2 separate regions of the Homo sapiens genome follow, and region 1 is linked to region 2. A link is a loop called in an ENCODE intact Hi-C map of the cell type or tissue named here. Cell type or tissue: PC-3. All regions are shown on one strand. Each heading gives the region's core, and the rest is flanking DNA. Links, peaks and the distances in the headings are about the cores only.

Region 1 (2,819 bases), core at 218-2,717, 88 kb before region 2:
GTTATTAAGGATCAAAACAAATGAAATGGTCAGAATTATAAGTCAAGTCTCTTGTTTTTAGTAGCTATTGGAAGATCATGATATATAGCTCTTTTCAATGTGATATTTTCTCTTTAACATTTGGGAAATTATGAAGACATTTCAGATTTTTCCAGTAGATGGCAGAATTGTTTTAAACATTTTAGATTCACTGTTAAATTTTTTTTGAATTGATTTGAAGGAGTAATCATTTCTCTAAAATAACTGGATGTATTTTTTCTTCCAAATAAGCCCTGCACTACTGTTTTATAAACTAACTTTTAAGATAAAGATTTTTAAATGATAATATGGATCATTCCTAATCAGTAATGCACAATGATAGAAGTGGCAATTATATTTTGAAGAATGGATAAAAAAATTTTAAATCAAACATTTAGTTTTTTCAATAGTAAGTAACATTCTTTCTTTAGTTATCAGAGATCCAGAGGTCACATGATGTAATCATCACCATGGGCATCATCAGATTGATAGAATATCCTAAAATATTTTGATTTTAGCTAAAACATGCCTTCGGTTTAGTGATATCTATAAAAAGTTGAACTTACTTTAAAATACTTTGTTGACTATAAAATAGTAATTTAAAAGTTTTTATACAGGTTGTCTCAGAGTTGTTTGAAGGTTGGATTTTTAATTTTCTGATCTTCATTTTGAAATTTCATGTCTTATGTTTTCTTCTGAGACTATTTCAAATACTTACTGAATTCCCTTAGTTCGTGTGTATATGTGTTCATGTACTTAAATATTTAATTGTATTTTGTTGAGGGGAAACAAAAACCCTTCTCCCTTACTTATACAAATAGTACCACATCTGTGTCACACTTTCAAACAGAAAAACAGGAGGATGAAATGTGTTCACAGTCGTACCTGTCAGTTCTTTATGCTTTATGCTTATGAAGTTAAGGAACCTTAATCTTGAATTCTAGTTTTCCCTGCCATAGAAATATGAAACATTTTAACAGAAATGGAACTAATAATGGATGAGTGACTAAGCTGGGTTATGTTTCTAAGTGAGGTTGAAAATATTTCATGTAAGAGAAAAAGAGTTATTTGTCTCCTTTTGTTTTGAGGGTTTTGTAATTGCTTTATATTAAGAATAGTAGTGTCAATAATAACAATAATGAGAATTAGTATTTCTTAAATACTGTGTATAGGCACTATGCCTAGCATTTGTTGTGACTCGCTGTATTTGTTGAAGAATATAATAAATGAGGGAAAATAATATGTCTAGTGTTGATTTGTCAATATCACGTAGCTATGAAACTCAATTTGCATTCTTTTTGTGTAAAACCCAGTTTCTCTGCATCAGTGTAAATCACATGAAACTATTACTTTTCATACTCCCTCACTTTTCAAAGTACTACTCAGTTCAGCAGTTCCTTTCTGCTGCTGTTTGAAGACTTTGTAAGTGTGACTTACTCTGCAAGAGTTGTAAAAGTGAGTTGACAAGGTTGCTTTTGAGATTTTTCAATTGAATTGGGTTTGGTAGAGATAGTATCTTCAGAACTATATGTCAGACTTCACTGTTTGATTGTTTGAATAAATTTCCATTCTTATAAAATGAATTGGAAATGTACCTGATTTTTTTTAAAATTAGGTTTGTTATTTTTACACTTAAAAGGCTGTTTTTTTGCTTTTATCTTTATTTCCGTTTAGGTGACTGGTGCCTCCATCTTGTGGTCCAACTCACAAATTGCATCCTTTGCTAGAGATTGTGTTTACACTTTTTTTCCCCTCAGCTGAATAAATGACAGAAAATTATTTTCTGTTTTATTTATTAAAAATATAACTCCGATTAAGCATACATTACCTTCAAAGAGGACAGAAAGTGCTCAAAAGGGACCACCTAAAGCAACCTGTTCAAGGATGAAGTCTTGTAAAATAAATTATTATTGTTGATGGTAGTGGTGATGGATGATGGTGGTGGTAGTGGTGGTGGTGGTGGTGAATGAGAGAGAGGATGAAGTTCGATTTGCTCTTTATGTTGAAAAATGAAACTTAAAGTCTTCAGCAAAATTTACTGTATAACTTGGTCAGGCATGGTGGTTCACGCCTGTAATCCTAGCACTTTGGGAGGCCAAGGCGGGTGCATCACCTGAGGTCAGGAGTTCAAGATCAGCCAGGCCAACATGGTGAAACCCTATCTCTATTAAAAATACAAAAATTAGGCCGGGCACGGTGGCTCACGCCTGTAATCCCAGCACTTTGGGAGGCCAAGGCGGGTGGGTCACGAGGTCAGGAGATCGAGACCATCCTGGCTAACACAGTGAAACCCTGTCTCTACTAAAAATACAAAAAATTAGCCGGGCATGGTGGCGGGTGCCTGTAGTCCCAGCTACTCCGGAGGCTGAGGCAGGAGAATGGCGTGAACACGGGAGGCGGAACTTGCAGTGAGCCGAGATTGTGCCACTGCACTCCAGCCTGGGCGACAGAGCAAGACTCTGTCTCAAAAAAAAAAAAAAAAAAAAAATTAGCCAGACATGGTGGCAAATGCCTGTAATTCCAGCTACTCAGGAGGCTGAGACAGGAGAATCGCTTGAACCCAGGAGGCAGAGGTTGCAGTGAGCCGAGATTGTGCCACCACACTCTAGCCTGGGCAACAGAAGGAGACTCTGTCTCAAAAAAAAAAAAAAAAAAATTTACTATGTAATTGCAACCTTAGCTAATTATTAGAATTAAGAATGAATCAGTATCTGTGGTCCTACTTAGGAAGCTTTGGTAGCAGGATCGCTTGAGCTCAGGAGTTTGAGGTTACAGTTAACTATGATTGCATCACTGCACTC
Region 2 (2,819 bases), core at 22-2,521:
ATTCTTCTACTTTCCCATCCCGAGAGTATTAATACAAACTGATAGTACAAAGCTAATACATATAATGCTTACTAAGTTCCAGATACTATTCTTGGCACTTTACATATAGTAACTAATTTCATCCTATGATCATATTTTATTATCCCTACTTTTTATATAGGATAACTGAGGCACAGGGAAGTTAAGTAACACTAAAGAATACAAGTTTCAGAGCCAGGTGGTCTGGCTCCAATATCTGCACCTAACCAATTGCCTTGCAGAGAAAAAAAAAAAGTTTAAGTTGATTTGTTTGTCAGCATTTGTCTGTCAGCTTAGCTAGTGTCAAAGCATTCCCAGGAAATATTAGCCATTTCTAGAGACTTGAGAGGCATTTGAGTTAGGGGCTGACCTCAGCAATTTCTGAACCAGCCATGGCTGTTCCCACTAGATGCACATTGCTCTTGGATCTCAGTGTTGTAACATCCATTATCTTCTTTCTGATGTTTCATGTTATTTAAACTGTGATGAGACTCTTGTCTTTATCTGGTAGGATTATAACCTGCCACAGAGCCCAAAAGTGAAAAAAAAAGAATCAACCCAGCTATTTCCAGAATCATATTTCATTCCAGTAAGGTTTCCTACTGAGATATTAAGGTCAGGAAAAGTAAAAAGAGTAAACTAGAGTATTTTGGTGATGCTGTATGTGCCTAGAGTTAAAGTGGCATTTATGCAAGGGTATATACTGTCATTACAGTGAAAGGAAAGCCTTTCTAGCCATTTATCAATGATTTTATAGTCCTTACTTCATGGCAGATGGAATAAAAGAACAAAGAAAGTTTACTTCCAAAGCAATTTAATAAACATGAAGTGAAAAAAATCAAGATAGACTTGTTTCTTTTCGCATTTCCCTCTCACAAGTGCCTTATTGACAAATGAATTCATTTCTTTTTCATATCACAAATTTAAGTGTGTCCCTGAATAACACCCAGCATCTAATACTTTTTTTAAGTTCTAATGTGTACTGGAACTGAGTTTGAAAATTCATTCCCTTGGCTGTTTCTTCCCTTTACAATTTGGAGAGTTTTGAAATTACCTTTGGATGGCTTTCACTGAGGAGATATGTTTGCTTGTTTATCTATTTTAAATCAAGAAAAAACAGATAAATATTCATATTATTTCTCGCTAACTAACTCAGTTGGCAAATTATTTTTTTATCCTGGGGTTAGTGCCTACTCACATTAAACTTTAAAAAGGAGATTGAGTTTAAAATGAGGCCACTCTTTAATCAGGTAGGATGCCTGGAACTATTTCAAAGGCATATATGGTTTTTGTTTTTATAGGAAGTGAAGAATGAGACATTAGAGTTATGAAATTAAGATTCTTGTTGAATAAGTAAATTTGCCTAAGGTTGGGGATAATGGAAGTGTGTAATGATTTGCATTGAGAGGTTAGTGTTGTCAGAAGCTATCTCCCAGGCAGCTTTCTTCAAGCCATTACACCTGGGCCAATAACCTTGTTTCCCAGTCTCAGCAAAGTTGATCTTAATCCTAACATCCAAATAAGAATTCTTCCTGTAACCTTTGTGGTTTTTTTCTTCAAGACATTTGAGTGAAGAACCACCATTCCTCTCTATGACTTAGATGTTACTCATCTTGTTGCTAGAAGGCAGTCAGGCAGTGGAAAATATCATCTTTGAGACCATACAAACATCATGGTTCTGACCTAAGTGGATTAAGATGGGTGATTGGAGAGGGGAGTGGTGGTAGAACCACATTCACAATGGGGCGCACTTTTTCAGGCTGCGTGGTTATGTCTCGTTGTTTTTGACACAAACATGCAAGGTAAACATGCATCTTCATCATCTGTTGGGGCCAAGGTATATTTTAAAAATCAATGTATAATAATGTCCAAAATTCAGTATATTATATTAGAGTTTTGTGTTCTTTTTATATATATAGAATTTTAGTTTGGCAATTTTAAGGATCAATTATATCCTTGTGGATAACAGCTGGTAATTATATACTATTTGAGTCAATATATTGATGTAACCTTTTATTAAAACTGTTATAAATAAGTCCCTAGAGTATGTAGTAATTTTTTATTAACCCAGCCTTACTTGGTACAAAGAGTTTTCTTTATTAAATATCTTTTTAAATCACAGGTAAAAGTTTTTAGTCCAAATAATTTAGGATCTCAAAAAGGACCAAAAAAGCCGTATAAGGAATAAGACACGGATTTTTACCCTCCGAAATTTGAAGAATTATCAGAACAGGGTTACAAAATCTGTAGTTTGTGAATTTTTATTTAGTTGTGGTAAAATACACATAACATAAAATTTACTATCTTAATCATTTCTTAGGCTGTAGTTCAGTGGTATTAAATATATTCACATTATTGTTCAACCAATCTCCAGAACTCTTTTTATCTTGCAAAGCTAAAACTCTGTATCTGTTAAACAACAAGTCTTCATTCTTCTTCTCCCCCACCATTCTGCTTTATGTGTTTATGAATTGAACTACTTTAAGTACCTCATGTAAGTAGAAACATAGTATTTGTCTTTTTTGTGTCTGGCTCATTTCACTTAGCATAATGTCCTCAGGTTCATCCATGTTATAGCATGTGTCAGAATTTCTTTCCTTTTTTAAGGCTGAATAATATTTCATTGTATGTGTATGTGTGTATTTATATACATATATATAAATACACACATACACAATGAAAATTATATATACACAAATTATGCAATTTAAATTATACACACACACACACACACACACACACACACAGTCTGACATGTATAGTCTGATGAGGGACACTTGGGTTGTTTCCATCTTTTGGCC

What was found. Hi-C counts contacts between places; a loop is a spot of excess contacts. Peaks named below come from ENCODE experiments on the same cell type or tissue, not always from the same donor. Only the 100,000 strongest peaks of a DNase experiment are listed, where the experiment ranks them.
Region 1: a loop joins it to region 2, with 6 times the contacts of the local background. A loop is called at or near these places in 10 of 110 quality-filtered maps.

What each region holds. Positions count from the first base shown.
Region 1 is chr5:60,959,111-60,961,929 of GRCh38, forward strand. All of the region lies in intron 1 of NDUFAF2 (NADH:ubiquinone oxidoreductase complex assembly factor 2), which reads left to right. Among named protein-coding and RNA genes, the nearest start is that of NDUFAF2, 15 kb to the left of the region's middle. In PC-3, for the core only: a CTCF peak has its summit at 1,708 (motif pointing left); no DNase peak of the experiment used is centred there.
Region 2 is chr5:61,047,153-61,049,971 of GRCh38, forward strand. The region is part of intron 1 of NDUFAF2 (NADH:ubiquinone oxidoreductase complex assembly factor 2); the gene reads left to right. Among named protein-coding and RNA genes, the nearest start is that of NDUFAF2, 100 kb to the left of the region's middle. In PC-3, for the core only: no CTCF peak of the experiment used is centred there; a DNase peak (open chromatin) is centred at 1,569; H3K27ac peaks cover 1,918 bases.